2 separate regions of the Homo sapiens genome follow, and region 2 is linked to region 1. A link is an interaction called in ENCODE POLR2A ChIA-PET data of the cell type or tissue named here. Cell type or tissue: Panc1. All regions are shown on one strand. Each heading gives the region's core, and the rest is flanking DNA. Links, peaks and the distances in the headings are about the cores only.

What was found. ChIA-PET counts read pairs that join two places held together with the same protein. Peaks named below come from ENCODE experiments on the same cell type or tissue, not always from the same donor. Only the 100,000 strongest peaks of a DNase experiment are listed, where the experiment ranks them.
Region 2: POLR2A ChIA-PET joins it to region 1 with 10 read pairs; 2 of 35 experiments call an interaction of 5 or more read pairs at or near these places.

Annotation. Positions count from the first base shown.
Region 1 is chr1:187,550,710-187,556,100 of GRCh38, reverse strand. No RefSeq gene overlaps it. Among named protein-coding and RNA genes, the nearest start is that of LINC01037, 110 kb to the right of the region's middle. In Panc1, for the core only: no CTCF peak of the experiment used is centred there; no DNase peak of the experiment used is centred there.
Region 2 is chr1:187,304,380-187,309,770 of GRCh38, reverse strand. All of the region lies in intron 2 of LINC01036 (long intergenic non-protein coding RNA 1036), which reads right to left. Among named protein-coding and RNA genes, the nearest start is that of LINC01037, 140 kb to the left of the region's middle. In Panc1, for the core only: no CTCF peak of the experiment used is centred there; no DNase peak of the experiment used is centred there; H3K27ac peaks cover 882 bases.

The DNA of each region.
Region 1 (5,391 bases), core at 306-5,305:
AATCAAAACCACAATGAGATACCATCTTATGCCAGTCAGAAGGGCGATTATTAAAAAGTCAAGAAATAATAGATTTTCGAGGGGCTGTGGAGAAATAGGAACACTTTTACACTGTTGGTGGGAATGTAAATTTGTTCAATCATTGTAGAGGACAGTGTGGCGATTCCTCAAGGATCTAGAACCAGATAACCATATGATCCCACAATCCCATTACTGGGTATATATCAAAAGGAATAGAAATCATTCTACTATAAGGACACATGCACACGTATGTTTATTGCAACACTATTCACAATAGCAAGGACATGGAACCAACCCAAATGCCCATCAATGATAGACTGGATAAAGAAAATGTGGTACATATATACCATGGAATACTATGCAGCCATAAAAAGAAATGAGATCATGTCCTTTGCAGGGACATGGATGGAGCTGAAAGCCATAATTCTCAGCAAACTAACACAGGAACAGAAAACCAAACACCACATGTTCTCAGTTATAAGTTGGAGCTGAAAAATGAGAACACATAGAGGGGAACGACACACACTGGGGCCTGTGGGGGTGCATTGGGGGAGGGAGAGTGTCATGAAGAGTAGCTAATGGATGCTGGGCTTAATACCTAGGTGATGGGATGATCTGTGTAGCAAACCACATGGGCACACGTTTACCTATGTAACAAACCTGCACATCCTGCATATGCACCCCTGAACTTAAAATAAAAGTTGACGGAATAAACAAATAAATAAATAAAGTAAAATATGGTAATGACAAAGGGAAAAGAGTTGCTTTTGGTCTCTTTAAATAAAAAAGGAATGCACTTAAAAAAATAAAAATAAAAAATAAACTATTTCCTCTGGCTCAAAGACTAAAGAATGTTAGGCTGCCTATCTCAGGAATTCTAGTGTTGAGGTGATGAGAGACAACCCTTATGATTTTCTCATCCCGTTTCTAACGTGAGGAATATTCAGCGCCTCTGTTTCTTCCTCCCTACTCCAAGCCAAGCTGGTCTCTCCTAAACATCACTGTTCTAGCTTCCTAACCTCACTCTGTTTTCTCTCTTAATCTTCAGTCAATACAAAAGTTCAAGTCATCTCTTCAAAATATATATCAGCATATCATACTGTTTTCTATTTCAGTGCTTTTTGATAGTTTCTCCTAATAATACAAATAAAATCTAGTGTCCTCAGTGTTCTTTTATACTGTGGTCCCCGGCAACCTTCCTAAATATGTTTCCTATTTCTCTATGGTCCCTTCTGCTGAAGCCATACTAGCATTCTTCTCAAACAGCCCAGTCATGTTCCTATCACAGGGCCTTTGCATCCACCATTGCCTCAGCCTAGAATGCTCACCCCACAAATGTTTGCCTCACTCACCCTTTCACTTTATTTAGTTCTCTGCTTAAATGTCACCTCCTCAAGGAAGTCTACTCCAACTACCTTAACTATACTAACCCTCCCATCTATTCCCTTATATTTCAGATATTTTAGTTTTATCTTATATTTTAGACATTTTATCTAATACCTAATAATATCTTATAATTATTATATAAAAGAATATTACTTATCCATTGGTTTATTTACCTATTGTTTAATTATCTCATGAAAATTTAAATCCCATGAGGACATGAAGTTTAATTTTTCGTGTTATACATATATTTGTTCACTGTAGTATTTTCAGCATGTAACCTTGCAGATAATTCAGCCTTAAAAAATTGTTTGTGGAATAAATGTCCTAGCCACTTAGACAATAATACCAAGAGAAAATTCCTCAAACAACAGCTCCCATTTTTCCCCCATTAGAGGAATTTGCTGTTTAGGTCTCATGTCTTGTAAGTTGTTTTGGTTAACGAGAAAACGGTAGTAATAAAGACCCATCAATGTCAAAGCAGGTGGATTTTCCAGGACTTAGTACTAATTTTAAGGGAAAAAAGATCAAATAAGTTGTAGAGAGAAAGAAGAAGATAAGTGTTGACAAAGATTTTCGTTGTTTTGAGAAAGTAAGATCAGAGATTGAGGGAAGCAACTGGGCCACGTGAGCCACTTGCAGTCAGATTGCTAATTACAGGTTTAATAGTTACAATTTGCTTTGTCAGGCTGTGCAGGGTGGCTCATGCTTGAAATCCCAACATTTTGGGAGGCTGAGGTGGGTGGATCACTTCAGCCCAGGAGTTTGAGGTATTAGTCAGGTATGGTGGTGCACACCTGTAGTTTCAGCTACTTGGGAGGCTGAGGAACAAGAATCGCTTGAACCCAGGAGGAGGGGGTGCAATTAGCCGAGATTGCACCACTGCACTTCAGTCTGGGCAACAGAGTTAGACTCTGTCTCAAAAACAAAAACAAAACAAAACAAAACAAACAAACCCCACAACATTCTGCTTTGTCTTGTGGCCTCCCCCACAAGGTCATGATAGACCCCAGCTACCCATTCAAAATTTGGATCAGATGTCGAAGCTGATAACACCTCACACACAACACGAGGGTATAAAGCTTTATTACTCACCTACCAAGGCTTTCTGGAGAGGGTGAGGTTGCTCCCAAAGATTTGCTAAAATGACTTCAAAGAACCAGGGATACTTGGCTTCAGATTTTTTTGGTGGTTAGAAACTGGGGCCAGGCGTGGTGGCTAACGCCTGTAATCCCAGCACTTTGGGAGGCCAAGGCAGGTGGATCAGGAGGTCAGGAGATCGAGACCATCCTGGCTAATATGGTGAAACCCCGTCTCTACTAAAAATACAAAAAATTAGCCAGGCAAGGTGGCGGGCGCCTGTAGTCCCAGCTACTCAGGAGGCTGAGACAGGAGAATGGCATGAACCCGGGGCGGGTGGAGCCTGCAGTGAGCTGAGATTGCGCCACTGCACTCCAGCCTGGGCAACAGCGAGACTTCATCTCAAAAAAAAAAAAAAAAAAAAGAAACTGGGACTGGGCTGATAGTACCTTAGGTGGGTAGTAACCAGTGTGGTTTAAACCACTCACCATTGACAAAGAAGAGAGCATCTAGGCTTTAATTAAGCTTGTGAGGCACAATGAGATGAGAGATTGGTAAGTCTTAAGGGCTGCCAACAGCCAAACATCAAAAAACGATGTCAGGTTCTTTATTAAACTTTGCCACCTTTATCTGAAATTTAGCTTTTTATGTTGTGAGATTTTTTAATCCTCTTTTTGTTTTTCAAATGAACTTTTCCAATACAATTTAATAACCACTTCTTAATTATTTAAAATAATGAACTTAAGTCACAAATATGAGTATCTTCCTGGATTTTTTATTTTGGTCTTTTCATTATTATGCTTTCCAGAATCACAGTATTTTAAATATTACAATACTTTAAATAGCGTATTATACTGTTTTATATATTTCATGGATAGTGTATTTTTTCTTTTCTTTTTTAAATGTTTTGGCTATTCTTGTGCTTTTTATTATTAAAAACTTTAGAATCAGCTCCTGCATTCCTCAGATTTAAAAAGCTATTAAATTTTTAATTGAGATATCATTGGATTATATGTTAATTTATGAATATTTGATGTCTTTTTGCTATTTAATGTTTATCTTCTGATATGGTTTGACTGCGTCTCCACCTAAATCTCATCTTGAATTCCCACGTGTTGTGGGAGGGACCCGGTGGGAGGTAATGGAATCACGAGGGCAGGTCTTTCCCGTGCTGTTCTCATGATAGTCTGTCTCAGGAGATCTGATGGTTATTTTAAGGGGGAGTTTTCCTGCACAAGCTCTCTTTTTTTTTCCTACTGCCATCCATGTTAAGACCTGACTTGCTACTTCTTGACTTCTGCCATGATTGTGAAGCCTCCCCACCCATGTGGAACTGTAAGTCCAATAAACCTCTTTCTCTTGTAAATTGCCCAGTCTTGGGTATGTCTTTATCAGCAGTGTGAAAATGTACTAATACACCTTCAAAACACAGTATGCCGCTCCCCACTTACTCAGGTCTCTTTTTGCATCTTTAAATGGGAAAGCATTGTCTTGGTAGAGGGCTTGTTCAATTCTTACTAACAGTTATTTCCTTATATGTTCTAATAGGCTATTGGCAGTATATCAAGAAACCAACACTTGATTTGAGTTGTTTTTCTATTTGGTCTAATTATCAAACCCCTATTAGTTTGTAAGTTATGTGACTTATTTTGGAATTTTAAGGTAGGCAATATACATATAGTGCATGTTTTGAGTCTTCTCTTCTAAAAATAGATCTCATTTTTCTCTTTCACATAGCATTGGCTAGGGTCTCAAGTACAAAGTTGAATAGTCAGGTGCTATAGTCTGAATGCTTCCCCAAATTCAGATATTGAAACTTAATTCCACTGTAGTGGTATTAAGAGATGAGGCCTCTGGGAAGTGATTAATTCATGAAAACTCTACCCTTGTAAATGGATTAGTGCTTATAAAAGAGCTGGAGGAAACTAGCTTTGGCCCTTTTTTCCTTCTATTCCTTCTGCCATGAAAGACACAGTGTTCATCCCTCCAGAGGATACCACAACAAGGCACCATCTTGGAAGCAGGGAGACTGGGCCTTCACAGACACTGAACAGGCCAGTGCCTTGATCTTACACTTCCCAGCCTCCAGAACTGAAAGAAATGCATTTATATTCTTGATAAATTACCCAGTCTATGGTATTTTGTCATAGCAGCACAGAGTAATGAGAGGTGACAACGTGCTATCAGCCCTCGCTCGCTCTCGGCACCTCTGCAGCCTCGGGGGCAGCTCTGGCTACGCTGGAGGAGTCCTTCAGCCTGCCGCAGCACTGTGGAGGCCCTTCTCTGGGGCTGGCCGAGGCCGGAGCTGGCTCCCTCTGCTGGCGGGGAGAAGTGGAGGGAGAGGCGCCTGTGGCAGCTGGGGCTGCGTAACCTGCTCGCGCGGTGGGGGTTCTGGGTGGGTGCAGGCTTGGTGGGCCTAGGTGTGGCCAGCCGGCGCCTGCTGGGCTTGATGGGGGACGAGCTCCCTCTGGGCTGCCGGTGCCGGAAAGTCCTGCAGGGAGTACCATTGAGAAGTGAACCCCACTGGGCTTCTGGGTTGGGTGGGGACCTGGAGACTTTTCTCACTAGCTAAAGGGTTGTAAACGTACCAATCAATGTTCTGTGTCTAGCTAATCTGATGGGGACTTGGAGAACTTTTGTGTCTAGCTACAGGATTGTAAATGCACCAATCAGCACTCTGTGTCTAGCTAAAGGTTTGTAAATGCACCAATCAGCACTCTGTCAAAACGGATCAATCAGCTCTCTGAAAAACGGCCCAATCAGCTCTCTGTAAAGTGGACCAGTCAGCTCTCTGTGAAATGGACCAATCAGCAGGATGTGGGTAGGGCCGGATAAAGGGATAAAAACAGGCCACCTGAGCCAGCTGCTGCAACCTGTTTGGGTCTGCCTTACTTTGGGGGGGCTTTG
Region 2 (5,391 bases), core at 93-5,092, 250 kb after region 1:
TTAGAGACCTCAAGATCAATGCTATCTCCTTTCCAAAATAAGAGAGAGAGAGAGAGACCTTTTCTTCAGCCATATATACATACCCTTCACCCCACCCTCCCCATATAGTGGACTACCAGTTACACTATCACAGATAACAAAAATTTTGAAATCCCTTCACACACTTACAGTGAAAGTTACATGAAAACTCTCATTTAATCTCTGGAAAAGATAAAGAGTCTCTGAAGAGACAAAAAGCCTTGGTTGTGCCATATCACATCAACCACAATAAAGCTTTTAGTCAGGAAGATGGCACAATGTAGAGGTATTTTAAGCAGTTTTGAAATTAGATGTGCACAAAGGAAGCAGAGAAAATATCTATATTGTTCACCCTTTAGGTGAAGATCTAGTAGCCTCATGTAAAAGGTCAGGTTGGGCTAAGTGGCTCTACCATGTCAGGCTAAGCGTTCAAGTCTTGCTGATACAGTATGCTCCTATATTAAAATATCTCAGTTCAAATCATCTGTCTAAGCTTCTTTATGTAGAAACCAAGTCTTACTCATGATGGAATCCCAGTGTCTAGTGCACAGTAAGCATTCCATAAATCCTTGTTGAGCCCCTGCAGAGGCGTACATTTCATTTTATTAGCCATCAAATTTCAAGGTCCTCCCAGGGATGGTCTAAACAGGATTTTGCTCGAGTTCTAATCAAGGACTATACATAGAGGAGCAGAGACTCCTAATGCTTCAAAGGGCAATTAGCACCGCTTTAACTCATTCACAAATCCTTAAAAATTCGAGCACATACTTTTACACTGGACATACTTTTACACTGGAGGATGGCCCTTTCAATAAAGGCAAATCATTTAGAAGTCTAATACAATATTTCATTTGGATAGATGTCCTGGTGCTGTTCAAGCACAGTGAAGAATACTGTAAAACTTTAATTTGGTAGAGCACAAAGGTATCTTTTAAATTCCTTTATTTTAAGTTATTAGTCAAATTATTTTAACCTGAGCTTTCAAAAAAGTATTCTCAGGAGAAAATCAGAGAAAATGATGCATTTAATATATGTCAAGATCAAGAAAACACACACACGCATACACCCCCCACCAGACAATCGTCAAAATACTTACTACAATCTTTTGGCCCATCAGCTTAAGAAAAATAGCTGTAACATCCTTTTTTTGTGACTCAGGAGGAACATAGTCAAATGAAATAAGATAATTCAAAGAGGTCTTCACTTTTCATTTACTTCTATTACTGATGCGATTCTGATATTTTCAGGACATTTCACTTTCATTTTAATCTTCTGATGGCACAGTTTGCATCTGTATTGCTAAATTCAGCTTCTCAGATTTCATTACTGCATTTTACCAAAAAACAAATACAAAAAACTTTTCTTCATATGAATTATTGAATAAATGTAAGCAATGGAAGTGCAAAGGTGAAGTGAACAGATAAAAGAAAAAAATACAAGAGAGAGACTAATTTCATTAAGTAGTATTTTAAGTGTGCTTTCATTGCATGTGACTTTGAGATTTATAACATTTATTTTAAAATTCAGGATGCAGTAGAAAATATATCAATAGATTAATGTATTTATGATTAACCACTGTGTGCAGCTTGATAGATTTCATAGTATAAACAAAGAAAAAAGAAGTAAAATTACTAAAAAATCAAAAATAGTAAAAAATGATGTGTACCCTAAGAAGACTTTTTTCCTCTGAAGAATATTTCTTGAAATTATACCTTTTCAAGACTACAACTATAAAAGATAAGAGGAAGTTAAAATTCTACTTCTGAAAATGCAGCACAACTTGCTGAAAATAATGGTTCAGTGACAGAAATAAATGCATCTAAGAGTATGTGAGTATAATTATGTACTACAGGTAGTAAATGTCATGTTGTTTCAATGATTTTATGGATATCAAACTCATCTGTATGCTATTTCTAATAGCAATTTTATGACTAAACTAATAAATATAGGAAACTGTTCTGATTTTAATAATTCATGGTTTCTTATGGTAGTAGTTTATTTTGGCTAATGTAAAATGATAAATCTGAAGGCTAAGGTTAAAGCAGGCCTTGAAAAATAGCCCAAAATATTATATGCAATCCTTGTCCTAGATCTTCCTAAAGTCATTATTGCATTTTCTGGAAGTATACTGTAGGGGCTTCTTTTCCACTTCAAAGTTAAAGCCATTAAACTTACTGTTCCATGTAATAAATTAATAAACAAGAATAGATTAACCAAATGATATGGAGCATTACCTTCTTCCAGTTCCTCTCATTCTCATCTAGTTCGTTGTTGTTTCTCTCTTGGGAAGTGGGGAAAACTTCTATTTAAATTTAGATTGAATAAAGTGCTTGGTAAGATATTTCAGAATCCCAGAAGTGTGGTATGTGGTGGAGAGAGGAAAATGGCTTTTTTTTTTTTTTTTTCCTGGAGCTTTTGAATACGTTGGCCTGTGAGCAGGTCTGTTGAGCATGGCTGCCAAAATATACTGGCAGTCATTTAGGCTCCCACCAGAGCTGAGAAAGCAACCCAGAAACAATTTCCCTAAATACCAACTGTCTTATGTGGCTTCATGAACTATAATATTGACCTTCTTTATGAGCGTTTGTCTTCAACTTGTAAAAATACCACAGGCTTCGCTATGCCAAGGAGAGAAAGATCAACAGCAGCAACCACTAAGCAGCCTTTCTTTTTGATTAAAGATCTTCTTGGGCATTTATTCTCACTGTCACTTCCACCAAGAGGGACCTTATCATAATTAGGAAGGCCACCCACACTATCTATGGCTGGGGTGAGGTGTAATTTAGCAAACTGGAGCAATGTTGGTAATGAAAAAGGGTCCAATTAACCACGACACTAGGACAATAGTATAAATTATGACTGTCCCAGGCAACCAAGACAGGCTACTCGTTTATGATCACTCATCTATGACACACAGCAGCTTGACAGTTTTTCAGCTTTTCATATTGGCAAAACGTTTCCATCACTTTGAAAAAAAAATCTGATCATGCCACTTTGTTCTGTATAAGCAGGTGTGGTCTGTGAACTAGTGGAATTTTGACAATCTGTTGAGGCTAGACGCATTTGGTTTATGTTAATATAATGCTTCAAATTCTTTAATTTAAAATAAATTTTATAGAATGCCCTTTAATTGATTATAATTATCTCATACAATTCAAACTTGTAAATTTGTGTAAGTTCTTTATAGATTCTGGATATTAGACCTTCGTCAGATGCATTTCCCCCACTTCTCTAGGTTGTCTATTTACTCTGTTGATAGTTTCTTTTGCTGTGCAGAAGCTCTTTAGTTTAATTAGCCCCCATTTGTGAATTTTTGATTTTGTTGTAATTGCTTTTGGCGTCTTCATCATGAAATCTTTGCTCGTTTCTGTGTCCGGCATGGCATTGCTTAGGTGGTCTTCCAAAGTTTTTATAGTTTTGGGTTTTACATGTAAGTCATTAATACATACAGGATTAATTTTTGTACATGGTACAAGGAAGGAGTCCGCATATGGCTAGCCAGTTATCCCAGTATCATTTATTGAATAAGTAGTCCTTTCCCTATTGCTTGTTTTTGTCAAGTTTGTCAAAGATCAGATAGTTGTAGGTGTGCATTCTTATTTCTGGGCTCTCTATTCTGTTCCATTGGTCTATGTGTCTGTCATTGTACCAGTACCATGCTGTTTGGTTACTGCAGCCCCGTAGTATAAAGTTGGATAGCGTGATGCCTCCAGCTGTGTTCTTTTTGCTTAGGATTGCCTTGACTATTTGGGCTCTGTTTTGGTTCCATATGAATTTTAAAATAGCTATTCCTAGTTCTGTGAAAAATGTACTTGGTAGTTGGATAGGAATAGTATTGAATCTATAAATTGCTTTGGATGGTATGGCCATTTTAATAATATTGATTCTGTCTATCCATGAGCATGAAATGTTTTTCCATTTGTCTGTGTCCTCTCCAACTTCTTTGAGCAGTGTTTTATAGCTCTCTTTGTAGAGATCTTTCACCTTGCTGGTTAGCTGTATTTCTAGGTGTTTTATTCTTTTTATGGCAATTATGAATGGGATTGTGTTCCTGACTTGGCTCTCAGCTTGACTGTATGTATGTCTCAGCTTGGTGTATAAAAATGCGAGGTATTTTTGTACATTGATTTTGTATCCTGAGACTATGCTGAAGTTGTTTATCAGCTTCAGGAGCTTTTGGGCCAAGACTATGGGGTTTTCTAAATATAGGATCATACCATCTGCAAACAGGGATAGTTTGACTTCCTCTCTTTCCATCTGGTTGCCCTTTATTTCCTTCTCTTCCCTGATTGCTCTGGCCATGATTTCCAGTACTATGTTGAATAGGAGTGGTGAGAGAAGGCATCCTAATCTTGTGCCAGTTTTCAAACAACCCCATTAAAAAGTGGACAAAGGATATGAAGAGACACCTTTTAAAAGAAGACACACATGCAGTCAACAAACATATGAAAAAAATTTCAACATCACTGATCATTAAAGAATGCAAATCAAAATCACAATGAGATACCATTTCACACCAGTCAGAATAGCTATAATTAAAAAGTTAAAAAATAGCAGATACTGGCAAGGTTGTGGAGAAAAAGGAATGCTTAAACACTGTTGGTGGGAATATAAATCAGTTCAACCATTGTGGAAAACAGTATAGTGATTCCTCTAAGACCTAAAAATAGAAATACCATTTGACCCAGCAATCCCAGTACTGGGTGTATACCCAAAGGAATATGAATCATTCTATCAAAAAGACACATGCATGCCTATGTTCATTGCACCATTATTCACAATAGCAATGACATGGAATCAACTTAAATGCCTATCAATAGACATTTAGTGGTACATATGTATGATGGAATACCATGCAGCCATAAAAAAGAATGAGATCATGTCCTTTGCAGGATCATGGACGGAGGTGGAGGCCATTATCCTTAGCAAAGTAAGGCAGGAAGAGACAACCAAATACCACATATTCTCACTTATAAGTGGGACCTAAGTAATGTGAATGCATGGATACATAGAGGAGAACAACAGACACTAGGGTCGATCAGAGGGTAAAGGATGGGAGGAGGGAGAGGATCTGGAAAAATGACTAATTGTTACTACTAGGCTTAAAACCTGGGTGAAAAACTAATCTGTACAACGAACCCCCATGACCCAAGTATACCTGTACAACAAATCTGCAAATGTATCTGTGAACTTAAAAGTTAAAAAAGCCACACAATTCAAACTGCCATCTCTATTTTATATACCTTCAATTAGATTCTTCTTTCATACTTCTAAATCCACTTCAATGAACACTCAAACTCCCCTAAACCCATATTTCCTCTCCTTTTTGAGAATCACTGGACTTATGTCATATCTAAGGGATAAATTTATACT